Linked DNA regions of Homo sapiens: region 1 is linked to region 2. The links are chromatin loops, found by intact Hi-C in ENCODE. Cell type or tissue: tibial artery. All regions are shown on one strand. Links, peaks and the distances in the headings refer to the core of each region. The heading gives the core; the rest is flanking DNA. Region 1 overlaps TLK2 (tousled like kinase 2). Region 2 overlaps LOC112268200 (a long non-coding RNA gene).

Evidence for each region. A loop is a pair of places that touch in the nucleus more often than their neighbours do. Peaks named below come from ENCODE experiments on the same cell type or tissue, not always from the same donor. Only the 100,000 strongest peaks of a DNase experiment are listed, where the experiment ranks them.
Region 1: a loop joins it to region 2, with 10 times the contacts of the local background. A loop is called at or near these places in 2 of 110 quality-filtered maps.

What each region holds. Positions count from the first base shown.
Region 1 is chr17:62,534,172-62,550,318 of GRCh38, forward strand. TLK2 (tousled like kinase 2) reads left to right here. Exons shown (of 22, transcript NM_006852.6): 7 at 1,999-2,166. Among named protein-coding and RNA genes, the nearest start is that of TLK2, 63 kb to the left of the region's middle. RefSeq lists an enhancer at 11,290-11,790. In tibial artery, for the core only: no CTCF peak of the experiment used is centred there; no DNase peak of the experiment used is centred there.
Region 2 is chr17:62,462,141-62,478,287 of GRCh38, forward strand. LOC112268200 (a long non-coding RNA gene) reads left to right here. Exons shown (of 2, transcript XR_002958142.2): 2 at 2,092-2,198. It also overlaps a transcript of TLK2 not described here. Among named protein-coding and RNA genes, the nearest start is that of TLK2, 8.6 kb to the right of the region's middle. RefSeq lists enhancers at 1,726-2,227, 2,228-2,727 and silencers at 15,790-15,839, 15,950-16,089. In tibial artery, for the core only: no CTCF peak of the experiment used is centred there; a DNase peak (open chromatin) is centred at 8,794; H3K27ac peaks cover 762 bases.

The sequences.
Region 1 (16,147 bases), core at 3,668-11,667, 71 kb after region 2:
GTGAACCTTAGAATTTATTGTGAAATTCTACAAAAACAACTGCCCAAGAAAGCATGAGAGAGAACCTAGATGACCACTATACCACCATAAGACTACCCCTTGGAAGAGAAAAAGGCCAAACACAAAATTTAAAACATTAAACTTGGGTTTTAGAGAAATTTGATGTTTGTAGAATCTGAACCCAGGAACATGATATTACCGTTTAACTTAGATCATCTTTTATATTCATCTGTGAAGCTGTATAGTTTTTCTTCAAAGGTGTTCTGCATGTTTCTTAAGTTTGCTTTCAAGTATTTTACAGATTTTTGTTTGCTACTTTGAATCTGCTTTTCCTTCTGTTACATGCTCTGATTAAAATCAGTTGGGGAAGCTATCAATTTTAGTGTATTTATTTTGTATTTGGCCATCTTACTGAGCTCCTTTTAATTGTTATAGTAATTTTTCCATTGATTTGCTTGGTTTCCTTTGTGAATGGTTATATCATCCAAAAATGACACTAAAAATCTTTAATTTCTAATATTTTTACTTCATTTTTTTCTTTTTTACATTGGCTAAAACTTTCATAATAACGTTTAATATGAGAATGTGTTACTTTTGTCTTGTTTTCTAGCTTTAATTGAAAGGGTCTCCAGTCTTAGCACCATTAATTATGATATTTTAATTTTTGAAAAACATACTCTTCATTGCATTAAAAGTGGATAATTCCAGTCTTTTTTTTTTTTTTTTTTTTTTTTGGAGATAGAGTCGCTCTCTGTTACCCAGGCTGGAGTGCAGTGGCGCAATCTGGGCTCACTGCAACTTCCGCCTCCTGGGTTTAAGCAATTCTTCTGCCTTAGCCTCCCGAGTATCTTGGATTACAGGTGCCCACGACCACGCCTGGATAATTTTTGTATTTTTAATAGAGATGGGTTTCACCACGTTGGCCAGGCTGGTCTTGAACTCCTGACTTCAAGTGATCCGCCTGCCTTGGCCTCCCAAAGTACTGGGATTACAGGCATGAGCCATTGTGCCTTGCCAATTCCAGTCTTTTAAGAGTTGCCTAACAGTGTGTGTATCCTTTTTGGTATCCAACAGGAAGAATCTTAATTTATCCCTCCCTAAAGTTAATGTAATGAATTACATTAGTAGATTTGCTAATGTTGAATCATTTTTAGGTTTCTGGAGTGAGTTATGCGTAATTGTGATGTATTATCCTTTTAGTATACTGTGGAACTTGTTTTGCTTGCATTTATTTTAGATTTTTGCATCTAAATATAGTACAGCAAGAACAGAATTGAGAGTGAAATAAGCTTCACCTATAAAGTCACGTGACAGGCCAGGCACGGTGGCTCATGCCTGTAATCCCAGCACTTTGGGAGGCTGAGGCGGGCAGATCACCTGAGGTCAGGAGTTCGAGACCAGCCTGGCCAACATGGTGAAACCCCGTCTCTACTAAAAATACAAAAAAATTAGCCAGGCGTGGTGGCAGGCACCTGTAATCCCAGCTACTTGGGAGGCTGAGACAGGAGAATCGCTTGAACCCAGGAGACAGAGGTTGCATGCAGTGAGAGCAGAGACTCTCCATTGCACTCCAGCCTGGGCAACAAGAATGAAACTCCATCTCAAAAAAAAAAGAAAAAAGAAAAAAGAAAAAAAAGTCATGGGACAATGTCTTAATTTTCATTTACCTACAGGATAGAAATAATATTTCCTGTGTAGGGTTGAGGGCATTATGAAGTTGATTTGTAGAATTCTACAAAGTAACATGTAAATTCAGACTCTCATAAATATAGAACCATTAAAATATAATGTCAAAGAATTTGAGTAAGATAGTCACATTTTTAGATAGGTTATAATACAATGATAATGTTGGTATGCTCTCCATAATTATTTTTAGAGAGGCCTTTTTAAATAAACCATTCATCTTATATTTGATAACTGTTTTTAACCCGTTGCATGTTTGGGCAGTATCAGATTATCTTTCTCATGTCATTTGTGTGTTTCTTTACTGTTTTCCAGCGACGAGTAGAACAGCCCCTCTATGGTTTAGATGGCAGTGCTGCAAAGGAGGCAACGGAGGAGCAGTCTGCTCTGCCAACCCTCATGTCAGTGATGCTAGCAAAACCTCGGCTTGACACAGAGCAGCTGGCGCAAAGGGGAGCTGGCCTCTGCTTCACTTTTGTTTCAGTGAGTACAAAGCCTAAGTTAATTCATATCCTTTCCATTGCCCTAGTGCTCCTTGATGAGGTTGGATTAATTATTTTGATAGAGAGATAGGGACATTTCTAATACTTTTTTTTAAAATGTGATCTCCCCTTATCATCATTCCCAAACATGTCTAATTCTACATCACTTCTAAATATATTGTGTTTTTCCCAGTCTCCCTTGGTTCAAGCTCCTGAGGGAGACTGCTTTGTCAAAGCCTGAACCCACAATGGGAAGGAAGGAAAGCATAATCTTAGATTGACAAAGAAGAAAATACAGATCAAATTCCATTAGTAACCAAGATATAATTAAAAATAGAGTCTCCGAGTTCCAGCCATCATCTATGTAAGTTAATACTCAAGTCAGTACAGTTTTAGTATGTAGGCAGGCATTCTCACAGCAAGTTACTGGTCATTTACCCCGTGTAGTATTTGGGCTATGTACACACTTGCTTTCTCACCCCTTCAGAGTGTTGGTACACTTAACCTTTCTCAGGAATATTTGGCTACCTGTTCGCTCCTTTCAGCTTACTTCTTTCTCTATCTTTGAAGAACAAGAATTTGAGTATTATGAAAGTTTGACCTCATTTCATAAGGCGCTATGAGTGCAATTTGAACCAAATGTTACTTTTCCTGGTTTTTGGGCCCTGCCAGGTCACCTGTTTGTTGCCAAGGGTGCCAGAGTAACAGAAAGCCCCGTCGCCGTATTCCTATTCCACTTTCAGGGGCATCTTTCACAACTAAGTCACCACTCATCCAGATTTTGTCCCTCTTACTGGTTCATTTTGTCCAGTTATAATTTAAGTTTCCTGTTTATTTATCCTGTGGTGTCTATAAGTCTCCAATCCACACTCCACCAACTGTGTTCAAAAAGGTGCTGAAAATGGTGGTTGTCTTAAGGAAAGGAAATAGAAATAATAAAACAGTTAACCAGATAGGAAACTATTGTGCATGATATGGAATGTTTTCTTATAGTTATGATAGCTTTACCTTAAGAAAGAGATACAACGCTCCTTGAATAACGTCATTTCATTCAACATGGTTTCGTGATAGTGTTAATTAGACACTGTGAGCTGACGCCACTGTCTGTGTGGAGTTTGCGTGTTTTCTCCATGTCTGTGTGGGTTTTCTTAGGGCACTCTGGTTTCCTCCTGTATCCCAGAGATGTGTGCATTAGGTTCACTGGTGTGTCTACGGAGTCCCAGTCTGAGTGAGTGTAGGTGTGTGTGTGCAACAGAATGGCTTCCTGTCCAGGTCTGGTTTCTGCTTGCACCCTGAGCTGCCTGGGATAGGCTCTGGCTTTTCACCACTCTGTACTGGAATAAACAGATAAATCATTATCTTACTTGTTTTTATTAATCTTACTTAAATGTATGTAGAGCTCACTTTTATTTCAGTGTTTAATGTTAGAAGTGTTTTGATCTTTAATCATCAAAGGAATGGGGAAACTTCTTGTGTGAAGACAGTATATCCTATCCCCAGGTAACAAAGGAAATATACATACTTTAAAAATGGGAGAATTGACCTATATAATATTGTGAGAGGGACTGACAGCAGTATGGAATAGTTCCTTTGAGAATGCAGTATGCTATAGTATTGTTCTAAAGAATGTATGTGTGTCATTCACACATTTCGAGATTGTTAATGTTTATCATACACTTACTTTTGTTAAATCTTTGTTTTTTTTTTTTTTTTTTTTGAGATGGAGTCTGGTTCTGTCGCCCAGTCTGGAGTGCAGTGGCCTGATCTTGGCTCACTGCAAGCTCTGCCTCTCGGGTTCACGCCATTCTCCTGCCTCAGCCTCCCGAGTAGCTGGGACTACAGGCACCCGCCACCACGCCTGGCTAATTTTTTGTATTTTTATTAGAGATGGGGTTTCACCATGTTAGCCAGGATGGTCTCGATCTCCTGACCTCGTGATCCGCCCGCCTCAGCCTCCCAAAGTGCTGGGATTACAGGCATGAGCCACCGCGCCTGGCCTTTGTTAAATCTTTATCTTGGATCTTACTTTTCCAGAAAAAACCTTGGATAATTAGGGAGTTATTTGTCTTTTGGTCATTTTTAAGGCATTAAAATGACCTCTTTTTCACTTGAGAGGAATTCTGTTTGTTTACTCCACAAATACGTACTGAGTGCCCACTGTGTAATGAGCATAGTTAAATACACAAGATTTGGTCAGCAAGAACTTGTTCCCCTTTCCATCTTCTGTAAAAAGTATGGTATGTAGGCTTGTGGTGGATGCACGTGAAGGACCACCTACTTAGTCCTATCAGCTGACGCACTCCGTTATCAGAGGAGTAGCAGATGCTATAGCCGTGTTGTTCTCATGTGGAAAGAGGTGGCAGAGACTAGTAACAAAATGATCATGTATGAAGAAGGAACATGGAAACAGTATGAAAACCAAAAGTCTAAATGCTCTGGTACAGTTTTGTTTCTCTTTGCTTCTCAGCAGTACCAGCCAGCATATAAGCTTAGTAGTATAAGGAAAGAAAATAGTAAAAGGGTTAGTATTAATATACAAGTGTAAATCAGCAAAGGAAAGCAGATTCTTAGAAAAGTAGGCAAAGACTGTTTTTGAAAAGAAGGCAAGTGGCTAATAACATGAAATAATGCTCAATTTTGGCCATAGAGAAGTGCAAAATAAAACAAGATAACATTTTTGACCTAGCAAATTGGCAAGGATTAATAAGTTTGATAGTTCTTGGTGTAGGTGATAGTTTAGAGATATATTCAGTTTTATTCTGTCTATAAATTGTTGAAGTCATGTGGACAACTTGGTAATGTATCTCAATGTTAAGTTTACATATCCTTGGGTCCAGAAATTCCATTCCCATAAAATTACACAAAGATATTTATTGAGGTATTGTTTATTGTTGCAAAAAATCTGGAAGCAGTTTCCCTTCCAGTATTTCAGAGGATATGACCTTCGCATCAGACCTCATCTGACGTAATTCATTAGCAACTATTGATCACTTCTTTCTTCTCTAAGCATACGGTCTTTCACTCGGCTTCCACTCTTGATTTTTCCTCACATTCTCTATCTCTGAACATTAGAGTGTTCCAGGGCTCTGTCTTCAGACTCATTTATCTACCTTCATTTTCTTCTTAACCTCCCTCTCTTTTTTTTTTTTTTTTTTTCAATTGAGACAGGGTCTCACTCTGTTGCCCAGGCTGGAGTGCAGTGGTGCAATCTCAGCTCACTCCAACCTCCATCTCCTGGGCTCAAGCGATTTCCCCACCTCAGCCTCCCAAGTAGCTGGGAGTACAGGCGTTGGCTACCACGCCTGGCTGATTTTTGTTTTTAGTAGAGACAGAGTATTGCCATGTTGGCCAGGCAACATGGTCAACTCCTGACCTCTATGGTCTCAAACTCCTGACCTCAAGTGATCCTCCCGCCTCGGCCTCCCCAAAGTTCTGGGATTACAGACGGGAGCCACCACACCCAGCCTTCTTAATCTCATCTAGTTCCTTTGTTACTAAAATTTAACTCCTATGTGCAGAGGACTTCCAAGTTTATGCGTCTAGCCAGGGCTCTGCCCTGAATTTCAGGCCTGTGTCAGTTGCCTCCAGTCATTTCCTTTCTATGTCTAACAAACATGTCAAATGTAACATGTTCAAAACTGAACTCTTCCTTCTGTTCCCCACCCGAAACCCATTTCTCCTACAGCTGCCTTTCTCCTCCTCCTCCTCCTCCTCTTCCTCTTCTTCTTTCTCCTTTCTTCTTTCTTCTTCTTTCTTTCTTTTCTTTTTTTTTTTTTTTTTTAATAGAGACAGAGTATTAGTGTGTTACCTAGGCTGTTCTTGAACACCTGAACTCAAGTAATCCTCCCAGTTTGGCCTCCCAAAGTGCTGGGATTTTAGGTGTGGGCCACCGTGCCTGACTTCCACAGCCTTCTACATCTCAATAACTGTCAACTTTTCTCCTTCTAATTGTTACAGCTAAAATCCTTGGAGTCATTCTTGTCTTTCTCTTCTTTTTATATTATATGCCAAATCCAAATCTATCAGTAAAGCTTATTGATTTTACCTTCAAAATATGTTCAGAATTTTTTTTTTTTTTTTTTTTTTTGAGACAGAGTCTTGCGTTGTTACCCAGGCTGGAGTGCAATCTGGGCTCACTGCAACTTCCACCTCCCAGGTTCAAGCCGGTTCTCCTGCCTCAGCCTCCCAAGTAACTGGGATTACAGGCGCGTACCACCATACCCAGCTGATTTTTGTATTTTTAGTAGAGATAGGGTTTCACCATGTTGGCCAGGCTGGTCTTGAACTCCTAACCTCAGGTGATCCACCCGCCTTGGCCTCCCAAAGTGCTGGGATTACAGGCATGAGCCACTGCATCTGGCCTGTGTTCAGAATTTTACCACTTCTAATTCTCTTCACTACTGCCACTCCAACTTAAACCATTGTCTCCCACTGAGATAACTGGACCCATTGCTTTGATCTTTGTTTTCTTTTAATCTGTTCTTAACAAAGCAGAGTGATTGTGTTGAAACGTAAGTCCAGTCATGCCACTCCCCTGTCGAAAAGTCCTTAAAGTGGCCCTGCATGGTTTGTTTTCCTCCACCCTGACATGTTTTACTACCATCTACCTTTCTCATCAGATTCCATGCACGCTAGCCACCTTGTTTTCTCAAATACTCTCTCTCAGTGATGCTCTCACCTCGGGGCCTTTGCGTTGGCTGTTGCCTTTGCCCTAACATTCTTCACCCATATATCATCATGCCCTGCTCTCTCAGTTCCCTCTGGTTTCTGCTTATATTTACCCTATTAGAGAGGCCTACCCTGGCCACACTATAAAATAGCAACTTCTCCCCACCCATCCCACCTGTTACTGAGCTCCTAGGCCCTGCGTTGTTTTTCTCCTTAGTCTACACCAGCTGACGTACTATGATGGACTTTTGTCTGACTTCCCCCCACTGGAATGTAAGCTCCATCAGGTCAAGGACTTTGCTTTGTTCACTTGTGTATCTCTAATGCCCAGAACGGGACCTGCTCTAATAGGCACTCAGTGTAATTATATGTTGCATGAGTTAGTAAAAGCATTCTTTATAGAAGGACTGGTTAAATGAATCGTAATATATTTGTACAGTGGAATGCTATACAGCTGGCAAAAGAAGTGAGGTAGCTGTATATACACCAATGAAAGATTTCTAAATATGTGTTGATAAAAATAGCAGGTGGCAGAATATTAAGAATTTGATCTTTTAAATGTTTAAAATTATTACATAATTCTATGTTTTAACATAGGAAATTTGAGGTTTTATTTTTAAGAGAGAGGTCTCGCTATGTTGCCCAGGCTGGGGTACGGTGGCTATTTACAGGTGCAATCATAGCATTATAGCATACTATAGCCTTGGAACTTCTGGGTTCAAGCAATTCTCTTGCCTCAGTTTCCAGAGTAGCTGCAACTAGAGTGCACCACAGTAGCTGCAGCTAGAGATTGCACCACTGCACTCCAGCCTGGGTGACAAAGTGAGACTCAGTCTCAAAGAAAAAAAAAAATTAGTATTTGGACTCACAGTCTAGTGCTCATTCTGTACCACCACACTAGCTCCCAGTATGAAGACTATCTGTTTGTACAAAGACAATATATATCAGGCTAGAGAATAAGATATCTGAGCTGACCTCTCACTTTTAACTTTATGGCATTACAACATACATAAAGATCCAGTAAGAAGGGAGATGTAGAGGGATTAGAAAAAGGTCATTTCCTCTTCTATTGGTGAGAATGTTGTCAGGGAAAATCATAAGCAAATAGTTTCCTAAATTATGAAAATAGAACATGCACATGACCCGCAAGAAATTGAGGAGATGGAGAAGCGTAAAATTCTTCCCTTGGATTTCTCAGAGAGATAACTACTGTTAACAGTTTGTGTTTTGGATTTTCTAAGGATTACCATTTTAATGTCAAATAATGTGTTCCTTATTTAATCTTATTTATTTATTGGTGGAGACAGGGTCCCACTGTGTTGCCTAGGCTGGTCTTGAACCATCCTCCTACCTTGGCCTCTCAAAGTGTGGGGATTAGAGGCTTGAGCCACTGTACCTGGCCTTATTTAATCAACTTTAAGTAAGATCTGTTTACTCCTCGTTATGAAAGACAAATTTAACATAACTTTCACCCAGTCTTTCTTTCTTTTTCAGTTGTTTAGTTATTGTTACAGTATGAGTGTTTGATATTTAGTTTGTTATTTTAACTACAATTGAGTCTTTTCTGCTTTGTAAATTATTCTAAGACTTGAAAAGAAGGAACATTTACAATATTATGATTGTTTCATTGTTTGGCATTGCAAAACCAAATGATTTTATTGGACTCACTGAAAAGAAGAGAGACATTGAATTAGTTTAGATTGAAACAGTTCTGGTTGTCAAGGTCTACTGGATCTTTTTTTCCCTTAATGGCAAGTCTGTTGTTTCCTTAAAACTTGTGTCTTTTAACATTATGCAGATGTTCTTCAAAACTTGATTTTTTAAAAAGGTAGTTTGCTTTTTTTATGCCAAAGTATTTTAAAATACAATTCAGAAATCTTGACCTCCTATCTCTAAATAGTTAAATAGGCATTTTTAAAAAACATGTTAACATTTTGCTAGATAGCGAAATTAGCATTATAACATGTCTATTAGCATCTATAAAATAGAACTTTCTTATCATCTGTGCCTGTTGCTCTACACTGACATACATTTCTAGAAAGACAGGCTAAATGCTTAGTTCTTTCCTTTTAATTACTAATGAGGCTTTTAAATTTTTTTTTAACTTTTAAAGTAGGGAGTTGTTTGATAGCTGTGACAAATAGCTTTCTCTTTGATTATCATGGCTTCATGGATTTTCATGGGTGTACATCAGTAAATAGAATCGTTCTTTTTTGGTGCCAGTTGGTCACGGCTTTATCCTTTTACCAGTCGATGGACATTTAGGTTGTTTCCACTTCTTGGCTATTATGAATGATGTTGCTATGAACATTCATGTATAAGACTTTGTGTAGACATACGTTTTCGTTTCTTTTGGATATATGCTGGAGAGTGAAATTGCCAGGTCATATGGTAACTGTTTTTGAGGAACTGCCAGACTCTTCCACAGCAGCTGCACCATTTTACATTCCCCGCAGCAGTACATTCCAATTTCTCCATGTCCTTGCCAGTACTTGCTATTGTCTCTCTTTTTCATTATAGCCATCCTAGTGGGTGTTAAGTGGCATCTCATTGTGGTTTTGATTTGCATTCCCCAAAAAACTGGTGATGTTGAGCATTTTTTCATTTGCTAATTGGGCTTTTGTGCATCTTCTTTGGAGAGATCACTATTCAAATCCTTTACCCATTTTTAAATTGTGTTGCCTTTATTGTTAAGTTCTAAGCATTCTTTATATATTCTGAATATTAGATCTTTGTCAACTATATGATTGGCAAAGGTTTTCTATTCTGTGGGTGGTCAGTTTACTTCTTGACGGTGTCCTGTGAAGTACAGAAGTTTTTAATTTTGAGAAAAGTTCAATTTATCTGTTTTTTTTCTTTTGTTGCTTATGCTTTTAGTGTTGTAGCCAAGGCTTCACCTAACCTAAAGTCAAGAAAATTTACTCTTATATTTTCTTCTATGTGTTCTATACTTTTAGCTCTTATATTTAGGTCTTTTTTCCATCTTGTGTTAATTTTTGTGTGTGGTATGAGGAAGGAGTTCCAACTTCATTTTTTTTGCATGTGTATATCCTATTGTCCCAGCACCATTTGTTGAAAATACTGTGCTTTTACCATTGAACTGTCGGCACCGTTTTCAAAAATGAACTGACTTACAGCAAGAGGTTTATTTATGGACTCTAAATCTGCTCCATCTATATCTTTGTTATATTAGCCCATTCTCACACTGCTACAAAGAACTACCTGAGACTGGGTAATTTATGAAGAAAAGAGGTTTAATTAACTCATAGTTCTGCAGGCTTAACAGGAAGCATGACTGGGAGGCCTCAGGAAGCTTACAGTCATGGGAGAAGGTGAAGGAGAAGCAAGCACCTTCTTCTCAGGAAAGAGAATGAGAGAGTGAAGGGGAAAGTGCCATGCACTTTTAAACCATCAGATCTCGTGAGAACTCACTCACTATCATGAGAACAGCAAGGGGGAAATATGCCCTCGTGATCCAATCAGCTCCCACCAGACCCTTCCCCTGACATATGAGGAGTACAATTCAACATGAGATTTGGGTGGGGACACAGAAAAAACCATACCACCTGTCTTTATGCCAGGACCACACTGTCTGAATAACTGTAGCTTTGTAATAAGTCTTGAAATTGGGAAGTGCAAGCCTTCCAACTTTGTTGGGTTTCAAGATTGTATTGGCTGTTTGGGATCTGTTGCATTTCCCTGTGATTTTTAAGATCATCCTTTCAGTTTCTATAAATAAACCAGATAGGATTTGATAGCAATTGTGTTGAATCCGTAGATCAATTTGAGAAGTATTGCCTTTTTAACAGTATTAAGTCTTTCAATCCATGAACACAAAATATCTATTTAGGACCCTTTGATTTCTTTCAACAATGTTTTGCAACTTGCAATATATAGTCCTATATTTCTTTTGTTAAAATTATTCCTAAGTATTTATTCTTTTTACGCTATTGCAAATGGAATAGTTTTCTTAGTTTTATTTTCAGATTGCTCATTGCTAGAGTATAGAAATACAATTGATTTTTGTATGTTGATCTGTCATGATGGAGTCTTGCTCTTTTGCCTAGGCTGTAGTGCAGTGGTGCGATCTCAGCTCACTGCAACCTCCGCCTCCCGGGTTCAAGCGATTCTCCTGCCTCAGCCTCCCGAGTAGCTGGGATTATAGGTGCCTGCCACTATGCCCAACTAATTTTTTTGTATTTTTAGTAGAGATGGTTTCACCATGTTGACCAGGCTGGTCTCGAACTCCTGATCTTGTGATTCACTCACCTCAGCTTCCTAAAGTGCTGGGATTGTTTTAAAGGTTTAAGCAAGTTTTAAAACGTTAATTGTAAAGAAAATTCTGTGTGTAAACATATTAGCTAAAGTTAAAAAGGTATCATCCAGTTTTTCTGGGACATCCTTGTCTTTCTTGTTCATGATTTTTAAGGGAAAATATGAGGTCTTTAAAAATAAATATTACATTAGCCAGGCATGGTGGTGTGCACCTGTAATCCCAGTTATTTGGGAGGCTGAGGCAGGGGAATTGCTTGAACCCAGGAGACGGAGGTTGCAGTGAGCTGAGATTGTGCCATTGCGCTCCAGCCTGGATGACAGAACGAGAGACTGTCTCAAAAAAAAGAGAAAAAGTATCATGTTTACTGTATGTTTTTCAGAGGTGGTCATTTTTTAGGTTAACAAAGTTCCTCTTGTTGTTGTTGTTGTTGTTGTTTAAAGACAGGGTCTCATTTTGTCACCCAGGCTGTTGGAGTGCAGTGGCCTAATTGTGGCTCACTACAGCCTCAACTGCTTGGGCTCAAGCCATCCTCCCACCTCAGCCTCCCCAAATAGCTGGGACTACAGGTGTGTGCCACCACGCCCGGCTGATTTTTTGTTTGTTTGTTTGTTTGTTTGTTGAGCAAAGTCTTCCTTTGCCACTGAGGCTGGAGTGCAGTGGCATGGATGTCAGTTCAGTGCAACCTCTGCTTCCCAGATTCAAGCAATTCTCCTGCCTCAGCCTTCTGAGTAGCTAGGATTACAGGCTCACACCACTGTGCCTGGCTAATTTTTGTATCTTTAGTAGAGACAGAGTTTCACCATGTTGGCCAGGCTGGTCTTGAACTCCTGACCTCAAGTGATCTGCCCGCCTTGGCCTCCCAGAATGCTGGGATTACAGTCATGAGCCACCACACCATGTCCTAATTTCTTTTGTAGAGACAGGGTTTTGCTATGTTGGCCAGGGTGGTCTGGAACTCCTGAGCTCAAGCTATCAGCTCGCTTTGGCTTCCCAAAGTACTGCGATTATAGGCGTGAGCCACTGCACCCGGCTGAGAAAGTTCCCTATTTTGAGTTTGTTGATTGTTTTTTTTTTTTTTTTACATAATGAAAAGGGTTTTTTATTTCAGAGAAATTTTGTTTTACTGTTTCTTTGATTATTTCATTTCCTCTGTTCTTTTCTCTAGAAAGCCATTAGATAGTTTCAGGGTCTCTGTGCTATTCATGTTTCTTTTCTTTTGTGCTCCATTTAACCTTTTGTTTTATCTTCTGGGAGATTTTCTTATTTTCTTTTTCTTTCTTTTTTTTTTTTTTTGAGACTGAGTCTCACCATGTCACCCAGGCTGGAGTGCGGTGGCGTGATCTTGGCTCACTGCAACCTCTGCCACCCAGGTTCAAGCGATTCTTCTGCCTCAGCCTCCCGAGTAATTGGGACTATAGGCACATACCACCACACCCAGCTAATTTTTAAAAATATTTTTAGTAGAGACGGGGTTTCACCATGTTGGCCAGGCTGGTCTCGAACTCCTGACCTCAGGTGATCCACCTGTCTCGGCCTCCCAAAGTGCTGGGATTACAGGCATGAGACACCGCACCCGGCCTCTTCTGGGAGATTTTCTTGACATTGTCTTTTAGGTTACTGGCTGTGTATTCAGCTGTGTCCATTTTGATATTTAACCCACCTATTAAATTTTTAAACTTTGATAATCTTATTTTGTCAATTTGATTATTCATGTTCTTTACTTTTTTAATTTTTGTAGCTACAGTATACTTTTGATCCTCTCTGAACCTATTTTATTTTTTTCATCTTAAGAACCTTTAATACAGTTATCTAAATGCAGAGTTTCAGTTTATGAAATGAACCAAAGCAGTTTGTCATTTCATACTATAAACTATTGAAAATCAAGTGCTAAACTGATACTTTACTTTTAAAGTTGTTTATTGAATTATCTTTTAACTCTTATGATTAGGTATTGTTTTTTCGTCTTGGATTTTTCCTTTTGTGCTGTTGGGGTTGTCTTGAAAATGTATTTAGCTTAGTGGAATGAGGGATTAGAGTGATTAGGTGTTGGCATGGATTTTTTTTTTTTTTCTTTTTGGTAACATAGTCTCTTTGTTTTCCAGTTTGGCATTTCTAGATTTTAACACAGGACCAGGCACAGAGGGTCACATTTAATGTTGAATGAATGATCAGTTACAGCATTTTTTTCTCTAACGGATCTGAGCATTGTCACATGAGATCCCTATATTGTGTAGTACCTTTTACCTTTTGAAAACATTGTTTTCATTTTCATGAGGATTTTCTGCTTCCCAACTGAGGAATTTCCTAACTGCCAACGTCCTCAGTTAACTTTTGCATTTTTACTTATCAATGAGCTATTTATATGTGTATTTTTACAGAAAGCTTTAATTTGGAAACATCTAACACCCTTAGTTTGCTGGAAGACAACTTAGAGTCAGAAATAAGCATATTTAAACCCATATACCATATATCAAGAAATCTGTAAAGGGCCTTTGGATCCCTCTTCTATGGGATCTGGCAACACAGAGCCATTCCTACAACTCCCAAAAGCAGATCTCTATCCAGCACAGACAGACCCGGGTAGGCTGATGATCAATAACCAATGGAGGGGTGTATTTGCTGCATAGGAATAAATGGTAACCTTAGATAGTCTATGATTCCCCTTTGTCTTCTCTATTTCTCTGTTGGTATCTGATTGTTTGTATTATATTCAGAACTTGCATTATGGGTAATTAAAGTCCTTTGGAATGTGCTTTAAGTTTTTGAGGCTTTTCTTTACCCTTCTAGTGTATTGGAGCAGAAATGCTTATACTGCAGCATGGTGTTAAGGAAAGTGCGCACACTGTTTTTTGTTTACGGTATTCCACGGAAGTTAAGTGCTCACACTTTGAACTTCCTAACTGCCTACTTCCTCAGTTTACTTTTGCATTTTACTTATCATTGGGCCATATATATATATATGTGTGTGTGTGTGTGTGTGTGTGTGTGTGTGTGTCTTTTTTATTTTTATTTTTTTTTTGAGCTGGAGTCTCACTCTGTCACCCAGGCTGGAGTGCAGTGGTACGATCTCGACTCACTGCATCCTCTGCCTCCCAGGTTCAAGCGATTCTCCTGCCTCAGCCTCCCAAGTAGCTGGGACTACAGGCACGCACCACCACACCTGGCTAATTTTTTATATTTTTAGTAGAGACGAGGTTTCACCATATTGGCCAGGCTGGTCTTGAACTCCTGACCTCATGATCTGCCTGTCTTGGCCTCCCAAAGTGACAGGATTACAGGCATGAGCCACTGCACCCGGCCCTATGTGAGCTTTAATTTAGAAATATCTCACTACATCACTTTCTAACACCCTCAGTTTGCTGGAAGAAAACTTAGAATCAGATATAAGCATATTTAAACCAATATACCATATATCTAGAAATCTGTAGAAGTGTCTTTTAATCATTTGATTCTTTTTTTTATTTTTTATTTTTTGAGACAGAGTCTTGATGTGTCGCCCAGGCTGGAGTGCGGTGGCATGATCTCGGCTCACTGCAACCTCCACCTCCTGGGTTAAAGCAGTTCTCCTGCCTCAGCCTCCTGAGTAGCTGGGATTATAGGCACCCGCCCCCACGCCCAGATTATTTTTTTTTGTATGTTTAGTAGAGACAGGGTTTCACCATGTTGGCCAGGCTGGTCTTGAACTCCTGACCTCATGATCCACCCACCTCAGCCTCCCAAAGTGCTGGGATTACAGGTGTGAGCCACTGCACCCAGTCTAATCATTTGATTCTTATTGGCTCTTATTATAAATATAGTTCAGACAGTCATTTGTATAGAAACACATTGTAGGGCCGGGCGCGGTGGCTCACACCTGTAATCCCAGCACTTTGGGAGGCCGAGGTGGGGGGATCATGAGGTCAGGAGATCGAAACCATCCTGGCTAACCTGGTGAAAACACCGTCTGTACTAAAAAAAAAATACAAAAAATTACCCGGGAGTGGTGGCGGGTGCCTGTAGTCCCAGCTACTCGGGAGGCTGAGTCAGGAGAACGGCGTGAACCTGGGAGGCAGAGCTTGCAGTGAGACGAGATCGTGCCACTACACTCCAGCCTAAGTGACAGAGCAAGACTCCATCTCAAAAAAAAAAAAAAAAAAAAAAAAAAAAAAAAAAAAAAATAGAAACACATTGTAAAAGGAGAGGATTGTAAAAGCAATCAAATGATAACTGAAGGAAATCTTCAGTTATACAAATGCTTGTATCCTAGTGCATTATAATACTTGAGGTTCATAATGATGACCCTTAATTAGTAAGGAAAGATTGGATTTGCTGCATCCTAGAGTAGAGAACATATTTAGTTATTTGGAATTATATAGACTTGGTGCTCCCCCCCAAGACCCCCACCGCAAGACGGAGTCTTGCTCTGTCACCCAGGCTAGAGTGCAGTGGTGTGATCTCAGCTCATCGCAACCTCCACCTCCCGGGCTCAAGCAATTCTCATGCCCCAGCCTCCTGAGTAGCTGGGATTACAGGCGCCCACCACCACGCCTGGCTAATTTTTTTTGTTTTGTATTGTTTTTTTTTTTTTTTAGTAGAGATGAGATTTCACCATGTTGGCCAGGCTGGTCTTCAACTTCTGATCTTAGCTGATCCACCTGCCTCAGCCTCCCAAAGTGCTGGGATTATACGCCTGAGCCACCGCACCCAGCCTCAAATCATAAACTTTTTTTTGTTTTTTGAGACGAAGTCTCACTCTGTTGCCCAGGCTGGAGTGAAGTGACACAATCTTGGCTCACTGCAAGCTCCGCCTCCCAGGTTCAAGCGATTCTCCTGCCTCAGCCTCCCCAGTAGCTGGGATTACAGGTGTGCGCCACTGCGCCTGGCTAATTTTTTGTATTTCCAGTAGAGATGGGGTTTCACCATGTTGGCCAGGCTGGTCTTGAATTCCTGACCTCAGGTCATCCACCCACCTCGGCCTCCCAAAGTGCTGGGATTACAGACATGAGCCACTGTGCTCAGCCTCAAATCATAAACTTTTTAAAGGTTTATCCCTGACCCT
Region 2 (16,147 bases), core at 5,122-13,121:
CTCGATCCAGCAGGAAACAGCAGGGCTGGCGATGGACCTCAAAACCTGCAGAAAGGAGGGGCTCCCTAAGTGTTCCTTCTAAGCCACGCATTCCTGGGAAAGAGCAGGACAAAAGAGCCAGCCAGGGAGCAAGCCTGTCATGGGGAGGAGGCTGCATCAGGATGGTTTAGACGTGTGGAAACAATTCTAGGCCCCACAAGATGACAAGGGTGAATGAGCTGATCCACTTTGAATCTCTAAGTGCTACCAATACAAGAATAATTCCCAAATCTATGTCACGAGCTAAGGATCTCTCTTGAGCCTTGAACTAGTTTATCTAAATAACTCCTAGACATATCTCTCCCCTAGCAGGGCCCCAGGCACCTCAAACCCAATCTCTCCAAAGCAACCCCTAAGAGCAGGGGCTGGGGTTGAAACCCTGGGGTCACCATTTGTTCTCTCTGCCATCTTGGCCAAGTTAAAGTTCTCTCATGCTGTTTTCTTCGACTGAAAATTGAGTATAAACAATAGAATAGGGCCAGGCACAGTGGCTCACGCCTGTAATCCCAGCACTTTGGGAGGCTGAAGTGGGTAGATCACTTGAGGTCAAGAGTTCAAGACCAGCCTGGCCAACATGGTGAAATCCTATCTCTACCAAAAATACAAAAAATTAACTGGGCGTGGTGGTACACGTCTGTAATCCTGGCTACTCAGGAGGCTGAGGCAGGAGAATCGCTTGAACCCAGGAGGCAGAGGTTGCAGTGAGCCAAGATTGCACCACTGCACTCCAGCCTGGCAACACAGCAAGACTCCCTCTTAAAAACAAACAAAACAAACGATAGAACAGGCCAGGCGCAGTGGCTCACACCTGTAATCCCAGCACTTTGGGAGGCCGAGGCGAGCAGATCATCTGAGGTCAGGAGTTGGAGACCATCCTGGCCAACATACAGTGAAACCCTGTCTCTACTAAAAAATTACAAAAATTGGCCGGGAGCGGTGGCTCACGCCTGTAATCCCAGCACTTTGGGAGGCTGAGGCGGGTGGATCACGAGGTCAGGAGATTGGGACCATCCTGGCTAACACGATGAAACCCCGTCTCTACTAAAAATACAAAAAATTAGCCAGGCATGGTGGTGTGCATCTGTAGTCCCAGCTACTTGGGAGGCTGAGGCAGGAGAATGGCGTGAACCCGGGTGGCGGAGCTTGCAGTGAGCCGAGATCATGCCACTGCTCTCCAGCCTGGGCGAGAGAGTGAGACTCCATCTCAAAAAAAAAAAAATTACAAAAATTATCTGGGTGTGGTGGTGCACGCCTGCGGTCCCAGCTACTTGGGAAGCTGAGGCAGGAGAATTGCTTGAACCCGGGGGGTAGAGGTCGCAGTGAACTGAGATCATGCGCCACTGCACTCCAGCCAGGGCGACAGAGCAAGACTCCATCTCTCAAAAACAAAAAAAAAAAACACAAAAATTAGCTGGGTGTGGTGGTGAGCGCCTACAGTCTCAGCTATTCGGGATGCTGAAGCTGGAGAATTGCCTGAACCTGGGAGGTTGCAGTGAGCTGAGATAGAGCCACTGCACTCCAGCCTGGGCGACAAAGTGAGACTCCATCTGAAAAAAAAAACCAACAAAAAACAATAGAATACACATAATTAATTAATAGAGCAGTCCTAGTGGCCCCCATAGTGAAATTCTAATGCCTTGCAGAGAACAGAATCAAACTGTCAACCTCTGTAGGCTATTCTGTATTCACAGATTCATTTGTAGAAGATGCATTTCATTATACGTTGTGTTTTTAGCAGTTACAGTGATGGCATGTTCCTTGGCAACTTCAGCTTGGAGAGATGAGATTTGTAGCAGAAAGCACTCATCTGCATTTCTTCTCTTCCATCTCAAAGAGCAGTGAAGAGGCTGTAAGGCCGTCTGGTTTCTGAGGAACTTCAGCTTTACCCTCAGGCAGGTTCCGCTGCTCCATCAGGCCTATGACACTGTTAGGGGCCCTGGAAATTGTTTTAATTAATTTTAAAATCAGAAGAAAATATGCATATAATAATAATGAATATTATGAGAATGAATCTAGACCAAATGATGATCCCTTACCCCCGCCCTTGTCCAGGTGAATGGAGAAGGCCATGCATGTGTCCTGAGCTGAGCCAGTCAGAGCCCCTGCCCCGGACCCCAGATGGAGAGGACAGCCCGCTCCAGGCAGCAGGATCTGGATAGTAAGCGCTGGGGAGCTCTGGGAGGCCAGGAAGGTGGAGGGGAGGCAGCCAGGGGATATTCCAGGGTGACAGCATGGCAGGCCAGGGTGAAAGGAAGTATAAAAGCCCCCAGACAGGAAAATATCTGCATTCAAGCAGCTAAAGGCAGGCCCCGGAGGGTCCCCGGCAAGAATGGTGGAGGAGGCTGGAGATGAGATAGAGGCAGGGTTGGACCACCTGGGCCTTATAAGCCAGAAGGAGCTGAGATTTTTTTTTCACTCCAATGAGCAGCTATGAAAGGGTTTTAAGGGAGGGAGTGACCAGATCTGATTTACATTTTAAAGAGATTAGCACTGTGGAAAGTGTACTGTGGAGGTGGGGCAAGAGCTGAGAGCCACATGGAGGGCCCTGGATACTTCTGGACTCTGAATGGGGGGCCAGGCTTCAGCGATGTAGGTGAGGATGGAGACAGGTGGGTCCAAGAGGACCTGTGGGTGGAGGGGCTGGAGGGGGAAAGGAAAGGCTGTTATCAAGGATAAATGGTGGTGATGGTCGTGCTGTTCTGCTCCTGAGCTGGGGAAGAAGGGAAGACATGAAGACTTCTGTTCAGACCCATTGAGGTACCCATGGCACACACACATGGAAGTGTGGAGAAGGCAGTGGAACATGTCAGTCTGGAGTGGGGGACACAGGTCAGGGCTGGACGCCCCTGGATGCTGGAAGTGTGGGTGGCATCAGTGCACAACTGGTGTTTGAAGCCACAAATCTCTGAGTTAGGGAGGAAATGGGAATGTGCTGTGAACCAGAAACTCAGAGGAAACTGCCCTTGTTGAGTCCCTGCTGAAGACAGAGAATGAAGACAAGATAGAGAAGGATTCTTTCTTTCTTTTTTTTTTCTTTTTTGAGATGGAGTTTCACTCTTGTTGGCCAGGCTGGAGTGCAATGGTGCCATCTCAGCCCACTGCAACCTCCACCTCCCAGATTCAAGTGATTCTCCTACCTCAGCCTCCTGAATAGCTGGGATTACAGGCGCCCACCATGCCCAGTTAATTTTTGCATTTTTAGTGGAGATGGGGTTTCGCCATGTTGGCCAGGCTGGTCTCTAACTCCTGACCTCAGGTGTTCCGCCCTCCCAAAATGCTGGCATTACAGGCGTGAGCCACCGCGCCCAGCGAGAAGGATCCTTTAGATCTGGTAATGCAAGTGGCTCCTGACTTTGACCAGAGCCCTCTGGGTGGAGGGAGGAATCTGGAAGCCAAATTGGGATGGGAAGGAAGAGTAAAACAGCATGATCACCAGTGCCTGGCCTCATCTCATCCCTGCCTGGGCTCTGGATTAAAAAACAGCTATGAGCCGGGTATAGTCCCAGCTACTCGGAGGCCGAGGCAGGAGGATGGCTTGAGCCCAGGACGTTGAGGCTGTGGGTGAGCTACAATTGCACCACTGCATTCCAGCCTGGGTGACAGAGCAAGACCCTATCTCTGAAATAAAAAATATTTATACTTAAAAAAATAGCTATATAGGACATTTTGGGGGCAAATGGGGAAATTGGAAAATGGACTCCATATTAGATAATACCTTTTTTTGTTGAGACAAGGTCTCACTCTGGCATGCAGGATGGAGTGCAGGGAGCTCACTGCAGCCTCAACTTCCTGGGCTCAGGAAGTGATTCTCCAGCCTCAGCCTCCTAAAGTGCTGGGATTACAGGCGTGAGCCACCACGCCTGGCCTGTATTAGATAATATATAGCAGCTCTGAATTTGTTGTGTGTGATAATGGTGTGTGGTAAGAGAGAAACTGTAGGAGACACACATTGTAGTATTTAGGGCAGAAAGAGTAGATACTTGAAACTTTCCAGTGCTCCAACAATAACAAAAAATTAAACACATACCCCATACACAGAGAAAGCACAGATGGCAAAATGCTAATTGGAAAAATCTAGGTGAAGAATATTTTAATATTTTTTCAACTCCTCTTTCAGCTTAATTATTTCCTTACAAAGTTGGGTGCAGCCGGGTGCAGTGGCTCACTCCTGTAATCCCAGCACTTTGGGAGGCCGAGGCGGGTGGATCACCTGAGGTCAGGAGTTCAAGACCAGCCTGGCTGACATGGTGAAACCCCGTCTCTACTAAAAATACAAAAAATTAGCCGGGTGTGGTGGTGCATGCCTGTAATCCCAGCTACGTGGGAGGCTGAGCCAGGAGAATCACTTGAAACCCAGGAGGCGGAGGTTGCAGTGAGCTGAGATTGCGCCATTGCACTCCAGCCTGGGCAACAAGAGCAAAACTCCGTCTCAAAAAATTTAAATAAATAAATAAATAAATTAGCTGGGCGTGGTGGCGGGCGCCTGCCTGTAATCCCAGCTACTCCGGAGGCTGAGGCAGGAGAGTAGCTTGAACACAGGAGGCGGAGGTTGCAGTGAGCTAGATCTTGCCATTGCACTCCAGACTAGATGACAGACTGAGAACCTGTCTCCAAAAAAAAACTAAGTTGGGTGCGGTGGCTTACGCCTGTCATCCCAGCACTTTGGAAGGTCGAGGCCGGCAGATCACTTGAGGTCAAGAGTTCAAGACCAGCCTGGCCAACATGGTGAAACCCCATCTCTACTAAAAATACAAAAATTAGCCGGGCTTGCCGGGCACGGTGGCTCACGCCTGTAATCCCAGCACTTTGGGAGGCCGAGGTGGGCGGATCACCTGAGGTCGGGAGTTCAAGACCAGCCTGGCCAGCATGGTGAAACCCTGTCTCTAATAAAAATACAAAAATTAGCCGGGCGTGGTGGCAGGTGCCTGTAATCCCAGCTACTCAGGAGGCTGAGGCAGGAGAATAGCTTGAACCCAGGAGGTGGAGGTTGCGGCGAGCCAGGATCACACCATTGCACTCCAGCCTCGGCAACAGAGCGAGAATCTGTCTCAAAAAAAAAAAAAAAAAAAAAAAAAGAGGCCAGGCGCGGTGGCTCACGCCTGTAATCCCAGCAGTTTGAGAGGCCGAGGCAGGCAGATCATGAGGTCAGGAGATTGAGACCATCCTAACACAGTGAAACCCCGTCTCTACTAAAAATACAAAAAATTAGCTGGGCATGGTGGTGGGCGCCTGTAGTCCCAGCTACTCGGGAGGCTGAGGCAGGAGAATGGTGTGAACCCGGGAGGCAGAGCGTGTAGTGAACCAAGATCGGGCCACTGCACTCCAGCCTGGGCGACAGTGAGACTCCGCCTCAAAAAAAATTTTTTTTAAATTTTAATTACAAAAAGGAAGGGTGACTAGCAGGGTCAAGAGAAAGTTTCATACAATTGAGAAATTTTTTGAAGAATGGGAGCATAAATGTGTGTTGAAAGCAATGCTCATGGAAGGGAGGAGGAGAAGGTGATTATGTCAGCCAGGGGTGAGAGGTGCAGGGCAGAATCCTGGAGGAGCAGGTGGATGGCCCAGAGTGAGGGCCTGGAGGGTGGCCTTTGCCCAGTGTGGGGCAGCCACACGTCAGATGGGCAACTTGGTGGGGGGCTTTCCTGTCTGATGACTTCCCCTCTGTACTCTACGTAGGATATGGGGCTCTCTGCTAAGAAGGGCCAGGAGAGCAATGGGGAGGTTCCCGCAGGGAAAAACTGGTGGGATTTGTGGGTTTGTGTTGACGATCTGGGTGAAGATTGTTTATTGGTTTAGGGAGGGAGACAAGAGGAAAGATTAAGTCCCCACACCTCCAAGACTCAGTTTCTCCATCTGTAACATGAGGAGATTGAACTAGGAGATCTCAAAGGACTCTGAACTCCAGTACGCTCATGGTCCCTTTAGGAAGTGATGGGAAGCATATACTGAATAGCACGAGCCTGGGTTATTTAAGAATTAAGGATAGTGGCTGCTCTGCCTATGGAGTAACCATTCCTTTTTTTTTTTTTTTTTTTGAGACGGAGTTTTGCTCTTGTCACCCAGGCTGGAGTGCAATAGCGCGATCTCGGCTTACTGCAACCTCCGCCTCCCAGGTTCAAGCGATTCTCTGCCTCAGCCTCCCATGTAGCTGGGATTACAGGCATGCGCCACTACCACGTCTGGCTAATTTTTGTATTTTTAGCAGAGACGAGGTTTCACCATCTTGGCCAGGCTTGTCTTGAACTCCTAACCTAGTGATCCACCCGCCTTGGCCTCCCAAAGTGCTGGGATTACCGGCGTGAGCCACTGCACCTGGCAGAGTAGCCATTCTTTTATTCCTTTACTTACTTAATAAACTTCATTTCACTTAAAAAAAAAAAAAGAATTAAAGATAGCTAGTAAAAACTAGACAATTGCCTAAGACGTTTCTAATTGAGGATTAAAACCAATAAATACAAGAAGGCCAGGCATGGTGGCTCATGCCTGTAATCCCAGCACTTGGGGAGGTTGAGGTGGGCAGATCACCTGAGGTCAGGAGTTCGAGACCAGCATGACCAATATGGCGAAACCCTGTATCTAATAAAAATACAAAAATTAGCCGGGTGTGGTGGCGTGTGCCTGTAGTCCCAGCTACTCAGGAGGCCAAGGCAGGAGAATTGCTTGAACCTGGGAGGCAGAGACTGCAGTGAGCCAAGATTGTGCCACTGCACTCCAGCATCCTGAGCGACAGACTGAGACTCTGTCTCCAAAAAAAAAAACAAAAAAACCAATAAATACAAAGAGGCACGTGAAAGGCAGACTGCTGGCCAGGCATGGTGGCTCACGCCTATAATCCCAGCACTTTGGGAGGCCGAGGCAGGCACATCATGAGGTTAGGAGAGTGAGACCATCCGGCTAACACGGTGAAACTCCGTCTTTACTAAAAATACAAAAAATTAGGTGGGCGTGGTGGTGGGCACCTGTAGTCTCAGCTACTCAGAGGGCTGAGGCAGGAGAATCGCCTGAACCCGGGAGGTGGAGGTTGCAGTGAGCCCAGATCTCGCCACTGCACTCCAGTCTGGGTGACAGAGCGAGAATCCTTCTCAAAAAAAAAAAAAAAAAAAGAGAAAGAAAAAAGAAAAAAAAAGAGAGGCGGGTGTGGTGGCTCACACCTGTAATCCCAGCACTTTGGGAGGCTGAGGCAGGTGGATCACCTGAGGTCGGGAGTTGGAGACCAGCCTGACCAACATGGAGAAACCCCATCTCTACTAAAACTACAAAATTAGCCAGGCGTGTAATCCCTGGCGCATGCTTGTAATCCCAGCTACTCGGGAGGCTGAGGCAGGAGAATCGCTTGAACCCGGGAGGCAGAGGTTGTGGTGAGCCAAGATCACACCACTGCACTCCAGCCTGGGCAACAAGAGCGAGACTCTGTTAAAAAAAAAAAAAGAAAGAAAGAAAGAAAAGAAAAAGAAAAGCAGACTGTTTAAGGCTTCAGAGCACCCCTGGGGGAGTGAGGAGGTGGCCCAGAGGCCGAGGGCTCTGAGATGCATGACGAGGTGCTGTTTGGGTGAACACGGTGCGGGGTCCTTTTCAGAGTATATACTGCTTTCTCCTTGCTCTGGCCGAAGTTCACATCACACAGCATGAAGTGAAACAGCACATCAATGTGATGAACACGGTTAACACTGAAGAAACCTGTATGTGCGAGCAAATATAGCATGAAAGGGTTCAGGGAATTTTTTTTTTTTTTTTTTTTGAGACTGAGTCTCACTCTGTTGCCCAGGCTGGAGTGCAGTGGCACGATCTCCGCTCACTGCAACCTCCCACCTCCCAGGTTCAAGCGATTTTTCTGCCTCAGCCTCCCAAGTAGCTGGGACTATTGGCACGTGCCATGATGCCTGGCTAATTTTTGTATTTTTAATAGAGTCGGGGTTTCACCATATTGGCCAGGCTGGTCTCAAACTCCTGACCTCATGATCTGCCCACCTTGGCCTCCCAAAGTGCTGGGATTACAGGCATGAGCCACTGTGCCCGGCCGTCCTGTTTTTTGGTGTGTGTGTGTGTGTGTGTGTGTGTGTGTGTGTGTGTGTGCACGTTTGAGAGGGAGTCTCCCACTGTTGTCCATGCTGGAGTACAGCAGTGTGATCTCGGCTCACTGCAACTTCTGCCTCCCAGGTTCAAGCAATTCTCCTGCCTCAGCCTCCTGAGTAGCTGGGATTATAGGCATGTGCCACCACGCCTGGCTAATTTTTTGTATTATTAGTAGAGACAGGGTTTCACCCTGTTGGCCAGGCTGGTCTTGAACTCCAGGCCTCAAGTGATCCACCTGCCTCAGCCTCCCAAAGTCCTGGTATTACAGGCATGAGCCAATAGTGCCTGGCCAATAGTTTTTTTTTATTTTTATTTTTAAAGGGACAGGGTCTCCCTCTTTCACCCAGGCCGTAACCCTGAACTGCGAGGCTCAAACGATCCTTCTGCCTTAGCCTCCCAACTCCCAAGTAGCTAGGACTACAGGTGCACACCACCATGCCTGGCTAATTTTTAAATTTTCGGTAGAGACGGGATCTTGGTATGTTGCCCAGGCTGGTCTCAAACTTCTGGCCTCAAGTGATCCTTCTGCCTCAGCCTCCCAAAGTGCTGGGATTACAAGCGTTGTGCCACAGTGCTCGGCCAACAATAGATTTATAATATCACTGAGGGCAGGGATTGTGAGTCATCACCAGCTCCCCAGTGACTGGCAGCATGCCAGGAATGGGGGAGGGGAGAGAGGGAAGGAAGGGAAGCTTCTCGGCCTGACAGTTCAGCCAGGTGCAGGCACTGTCATGTTCATGGCCACCAGGCATCTGCCAAGCACCAGGCTCTGTGCTGCCCACTTTACACAGATGGTCTCATTTGGCCTTGATGACAGCCTGTGGAGGTTGGTATTATTTACTCCAAGAGGAAACTAAAGGCAGAGAGTTTAAGTAACTTGCCAAAAGTCACATGGCAGAATCAGGATTTGAGCTCAGATATGTTAAACTGAAGCTTGTGCTCTTGACTGCCTGGCTGTGCAGTCTTCCAGAAGAGCACGGCATGGACTTCTGGAATTCTTGCAGCCACTCGACTCAAAAGCAGTTAGCATAGTGCTGAGCACAGGTAATAGGGCATTTGACAAATGCCAGTGACTGTAGACCGAATGATTGACAGTCTGAAAGAATGAATGAGTGAAGTGACTTCCTGTCTTGTGAGGTTTTTCTCTTCAAATGGAAGATTTCCCCATAGCCTTTGAATGCTCAATCTAATTAAGGCAAAAAGGCATCAGAGAATTGCAGGGCCTTTCCTTTATTAACTGTCAAGTCCAATCTGGAGGCTGTTTATGTGCCAAGGTCAGAGATCAGTCTTTAGCTGCTCTCCTCTCATTCATCTGGCCAACCTCAGAACATAAAGTTTATTGATGCAAAACTGATTGGCAGGCTGGGCTAACGAGCTGGCGGGAACAGGGAGTATCAGAAAGAGTTCTAAGCCAGCGTCGGCTCGGCCCGGCTCCTCTGCTGTCCTAACTTCCCTGTGCTCTAGGTTGCAGGGTCGCACCTTTCAGAAGTGAACCCCAGAAGAGTAGCAAATACTGCCTGGCCTTTTGGCAGTTCTTATGGAGCCCAGTCAAGAGCAGGAGGGGGAGCAGTCCTTTTTCCTGGTTTTGTCTATTAACGTGGAAAGAGCGAGGCATGGAAGATTAGGTAGTATAGTCTTTTTTTTTTTTTTTTTTTTTTTTTTTTTAGACAGAGTCTTACTCTGTCGCCTAGGCTGGAGTGCAGAGTGCAGTGGTGTGATTTCGGCTCACTGCAAGTTCTGCCTCCTGGGTTCGTGCCATTCTCCTGCCTCAGCCTCCCAAGTAGCTGGGACTACAGGCGCCCCCCCACCATGTCCGGCTAATTTTTTGTGTTTTTAGTAGAGACGGGGTTTCACCGTGTTAGCCAGGATGGTCTTGATCTCCTGACCTCGTGATCCGCCTGCCTCAGCCTCCCAAAGTGCTGGGATTACAGGCGTGAGCCACCGCGCCCAGCAGTATAGTCTTAAGACTTCACAAATCAAAGAAATTCCTGTGTAAGCCTCGTCAGGCCTAGGGGTCGTGAAGAGGAAGGTAACTGTTATGCCTACAGTTTGCAGCCAACCCATTAGTAAGCAGCGCCTGTCTGTGGGGAGCTCCTGGCAGTGCCTCCTCCTCCATGCCCAGCAGGAAAGAGAGGCTGGGAAGGATGCATGGGCCACATGCCTGGCTCTACTTGCAGTGCCCCCAGGATAAAAGCCAGGAGGCTGGCCGGGCACGGTGGCTCATGCCTGTAATCCCAGCACTTTGGGAGGCCAAGGTGGGTGGATCACGAGGTCGGGAGATCGAGAGCATCCTGGCTAACACGGTGAAACCCCGTCTCTACTAAAAATAAAAAAAATTAGCTGGGCGAGGTGGCACGCGTCTGTAATCCCAGCTCCTTGCTAGGCTGAAGCAGGAGAATCTCTTGAATCCAGGAGGCCCAGGTTGCAGTGAGCTGAGATCGCACCACTGCACTCCAGCCTAGGCGACGGAGCAAGACCCCGTCTCAAAAAAAAAAAAAAAGCCAGGAGGTGGGCAGTCAGGAGAGACAGGTGGACCTGGGAGCTGTGTCTTCTACTCAAGATAGGGAAAGTACAACTCCCCTGGTTATTATCAGGACCAATTGATTTTGCCTGATCTGAGAGAAAACATCCTGACCACAGGTCACTTGAAATGCCCTGTAATTCAGAAACAGTGGCTGTCCACAGCAGACAGCTATCTGGATTTAAGACCCCAAATTCACACACCACACCACAAATTGTCCACTTACAAGCAAAAAAATAACAAACAGCCAAGCCCCCAACCCACTCTCATTTTATTCCCTTGGTTCCAGGTCTCCTCTGAGCAGGTCATGTCTCCTGGTGTGTTTGCGTACAGGCTGTGGGGCTGGGGGGAAGGAGTCCTTTTTCCTCTTACCCCAGGCAGGGCTGGCTCCAGGTTGCAGAGCTCCACAGAGAAAACTGCTCACTGCAGAGAAGGGCATAGTCCAGCCCAAGCTCTACTCTGATGAGCTCTGAGATCGGGGGTGGTGACTTCATCTTCTATCTATGGCTTGGAACAATGATGATGACCATGACCCTCTGGTTTCAGTTCAGTCAATGAATGGGGAGCAAATTGCTATTGTCAGGCACTAGGCTAGGGAGGTGATTCAGAAAGGCTCCCAGAGACCCACACACCAATCACTAAACTAATATAACACGCTAAATACTACATCTACAGTAGGGATAAAGTGTTTTAGGTACACAAAGGGAGTTGAGAAAAGCTTCAGAGGTTTTCAAAGTGGTTTCCAGACCATCATCAACCAGCCTCACCTGGAAAGTTGTTAGACATACAAATATCAGCCCCACCCCAGACTGGCTGAATAAAAAATTCTGGGGGTGGGGCCCAGCAATCTGCGTTTGAACAAGCCCTCCAGGTGATTATGATGCAACCTAAAGTCTGAGAATCACGTAGAGGTTGGAAAACTACCTTGCAACCAGCAACCTGTTTTTGCAAATAAAGTTTTATTGGAACACAGCCATAATCCATCATTCAGACATTGTTTGTGGCTACTTCCCTTTTAACCAGCAGAGTTGGTAGTTACGACAGAGACAATATGGCCCGCAAAGCCTGATTCTGCCAAATGACTAGACTAGATTTCCCATACTAGGGAGCATAGCCTAGATTTTTTTTCTTTTCTTTTTTTTGAGACAGAATCTCACTGACACGCAGGCTGGAGTACAATGGTGGGTTCTCAGCTCACTGCAACCTCCACCTTCTGGGCTCAAGTGATCTCCCAACCTCAGCTTGCCGAGTAGCTGGGACCACGAGCATATGGCAACATGCGCATCTAACTTTTGTATTTTTTTTTGTTAATTATTATTTTTTGAGACCGAGTCTCGCTCTGTCGCCCAGGCTGGAGTGCAGTGGCGGGATCTTGGCTCACTGCAAGCTCTGCCTCCTGGGTTCATGCCATTCTCCTGCCTCAGCCTCCCCAGCAGCTGGGACTACAGACACACGCTGCCTTGCCCGGCTAATTTTTTGTATTTTTAGTAGAGACGGGGTTTCACTGTGTTAGCCAGGATGCTCTCCATCTCCTGACCTCGTGATTCACCCGCTTCACCCTCCCAAAGTGCTGGGATTACAAGCATGAGCCACCGCGCCCGGCCCTGTATTTTTTTTTAATGACATAATTTTATTTATTTATTTACTTTTATTTGAGAGGGCGTCTAGCTCTGTTGCCTGGGCTGGAGTGCAGTGGTGCGGTCTCGGCTTACTGCAAGCTCCACCTCCTGGGTTCATGCCATTCTCCTGCCTCAGCCTCCCAAGTAGCCGGGACTACAGGTGCCAGCCACCACACCCGGCTAATTTTTTTTTTATTTTTAGTAGAGACTGGGTTTCACCTTAGCCAGGATGGTCTCGATCTCCTGACCTCGTGATCTGCCCGCCTCGGCCTACCAAAGTGCTGGTATTACAGGTGTTGAGCCACCGCGCCCGGCCTAGAAGACGGAAGTTTGCATGTTGCCCAGGCTGGTCTCCAACTCCTGGGGTCAAGTGATCCACTGCCTCGGCCTCCCAATGTGCTGGGATTACAGGCGTGAGCCACTACACCTGGCCTCTTTTTTTTTTTTTTTTAAGAGACAAGGTTTCAATATATTGCCCAAGCTAGACTCAAACTCCTGGCCTCAAGCAACCCTCCTGCCTCAGCCTCCTAAGAGGCTGGAACTACAGACAGGTGCACGCCACTATGCTTGGCTCCTGTCTATGGCGGAGGTTGCAGTGAGCAGAGATTGTGCCATTGCACTCCATCCTGGGCGATAGAGCCAAACTTTGTCTCAAACAACAACAAAATCCCCTTAGAGCTCTTTCCTAGCAACCAAACGTTTTTCCATTTTGTTAGGAATTGGAAGAAGAGAGGAAATAACTGGCTAAGTAACTACTCTATATCAAGCACGGTTACAAGGCATTTTCCAACATTATTTCAATTTTAATGAAAGCTGCTCATGAAATTAGGTTTACTGGGTCACAGTTTTCAGATGAGGAACCTGGGACAGGTGAAGGGACAGAATTGGAACCCAGTTCTGTCATACCACAGATGCCCCACCTGTTCTACACTGGCCTGTCAAGAATAACAATAATAATAATTATTATTTTAGAGAGAGGCCTGCTGTGTTGGCCAGGTGGACTGCAGTGGCACGACCTCGGCTCACTGCAACCTTCGACTCCCAGGTTCAAGCGATTCTCCTGCCTCAGTCTCCCGACTAGCTGGGATTACAGGTGCCCACCACCACGCTCAGCTAATTTAAAAAATATTTTTAGCAGAGATGGGGTTTCACCATGTTGGCCAGGCTGGATCTCAATCTCCTGACCTCGTGATCCACCCGCCTTGGCCTCCCAAAGTGCTAGGATTACAGGTGTGAGCCACCGCGCCAGGCCCAATGATTATTTTAAATAATAATTATTTTTTTTGAGACGGAGTCTCGCTCTGTCACCCAGGCTGGAGTGCAGTGGTGTGATCTCGGCTCACTGCAACCTCCGCCTCCTGGGTTCAAGCGATTCTCCTGCCTTAGCCTCCCGAGTAGCTGGGACTACAGGCGCCCGCCACCACGCCTGGCTAATTTTTTTGTATTTTTAGTAGAGACAGGGTTTCACCGTGTTAAGACAGGATGGTCTCGACCTCCTGACCTCATGATCCACCGCCTCGGCCTCCCAAAATGCTGTGATTACAGGCGTGAGCCACCGCTCCCAGCCTTAAATAATTACTTTTATTTTATTATCATTATTTTTGAGACAGGGTCTCACTCTGTCACCCAGAATGGAGTGCAGTGGTGCCATCTTGGCTCACTGCAACCTCCGCCTCCTGGGTTCAAGCAAAATTCTCCTGTCTCAACCTCCCAAGTAGCTGAAAGTACAGGTACGTACCACTATGCCGAGCTAATTTTTGTATTTTTAGTAGACACGGGGTTTCACCATGTTGGCCAGGCTGGTCTCGAACTGCTGGCCTCAAGTGATCCACCCGCCTTAGCCTCCCAGAGTGCTGGGATTACAGGCGTGAGCTACCGCACCCAGCCTACTTTGAAAAATGGGATCATCGGCCAGGCGCGGTGGCTCATGCCTGTAATCACAGCACTTTGGGAGGCCGAGGTGGGCGGATCACGAGGTCAGGAGTTCGAGACCAGTCTGGCCAACATAGTGAAACTCCGTCTCTACTAAAAACACAAAAAATAAGCCAGGTGTGGTGGTGTGCGCCTGTAATCCCAGCTAGTTGGGAGGCTGAGGCGGGAGAATCGCATGAACCCAGGAGAAAGAGGTTGCAGCAAGCTGAGATTGTGCCACTGCACTTCAGCCCGGGCGACAGTGTGAGACTCTGTCACCAAAATAAAATAAAATAAAATAAAATAAAAAGATCCTCTAGCCCAAATCCCTCCATCACAGAAGCAGTTGGAGAAGTTTGAAAAGGTTAGATGATAGGCCCATGTGGCTTGTCTGTGGAAAGAGCTAGGCTGCAAGACACCTCTGACTCCATTGAGTGCTTTCTCTTACTCTCCTTTCCCGATTTAAGACATTAAATCATTTAAGACAGTGTCATTTGGTCGAGTGCGGTGGCTAACGCTTGAAATCCCAGCACTTTGGGAGGCTGAGATGGGCGGATCAACTGAGGTCAGGAATTCGAGACCAACGTGGCCAACATGGCAAAACCTCGATTCTACCAAAAAAGAAAAAAAAAAAAAATTAGCCGGGCCTGGTAGCGCGTGCCTGTAATCCCGGCTACTCAGGAGGCTGAGGCAGGGAGAACTGCTTGAACCCGGGTGGCAGAGGTTGCAGTGAGCCAAGATCGCACCACTGCACTCCAGCCTGGGCGACAGAGCGAGACTCTGTCTCAAAAAAAAAAAATTTTTTTTAAAAAGACAGTGTCATTTGATGGAGTTGCTTTCTTGATCGTTGGCTGCAATTAAAGACCTAGCCTCACTGTCTTTTGTGTTGCCTTGGACCGGCTCTTAGGTTCTACCGCCCTAACAGGCAGTGGAGGCTGGCCTCGAGTGGTAGTCCTCCATCTTGCCCTCTTTTCCTACCCTCTACCCCCAACCCGCGAGCTGCTCTCCTGTCTTCTTCCAACACTGTTCTCTTTGGGAATATGCATGTCCAACTTCCCAAGCAGTCTGGGATCTGGAGTAAGATGACTCTTGGTTTAATGAAGTTTTTCCACAGTGCTTGCATGTGCCCCAAGGGTTTGGAAGGTTGGAGAACTAACAAAAAGCAAAGAGCCATCCTGTGTCGTTTCGGCAGGTCTGTGTTCTGTTAAAATATGGAAGAATTAAGAGAAGAACGAAGAAATAAGGGCAGAAACTCCACTGGGGAGTACTTGTCTAACCCTGAAAAAGTTCAAGGCTGTTGTTCAAGGTCTGAATTTTTCCCTTGAGATTTGCTTGTAGTCCTTAAAGTCATCTTCAGACATCTGATCAAGGCAGCATCCGCGGAAAATTATAAGGTGGGTGGCTGCACTGGAGCCTGTCCTGGCTCAGGGGCGCCGGTGAAGAGTGATTTTTTTCCCTTGGCCTTGGGGGATCAGAGGGGGTGCCCTCTGCTATGCAGGAAGCCCTCCTTGCCCGCTAGATAGTTCTCATTCCTCAGGAGATACTCTGTGAGGGGCCGGCGTGTTTTCTCCATCTTGGCACTTACCCTCAGACCCTCCTAAGTACCCGGGAGGGCCGTGTTTTTCATCGGAGGTTGAAATGGAACCTCCCCCTGGGTGCCCGGGGAGAGTACCTTGGGGGCAGCGCCCCTCCTTCCGGAGGGCAGCATCCCCGCGGGGGCGGGGGCTCGGCTTTGATCCCAGGGCACCTTTTGTCCCTGGAGACGCTCTGCCAGCCAGGTACGTGGAGGGAGTGCAGCCCGCCCTCCCGGGCGACGCGCGGGGCTGGGGCGGGCCGGCGGCTCCGGGGAGTGGCGGCCGGGAGCCCGCGAACGCGGGTGGGCGCCGTCGCCTCACTAACCGGGCGCCTCCGGGAAGTCCGGGCGGGGTCCGCCGCTCACACATAGGATTAGCGTCCTCTAAACTCCATCCCTGGGAAAAGCCGC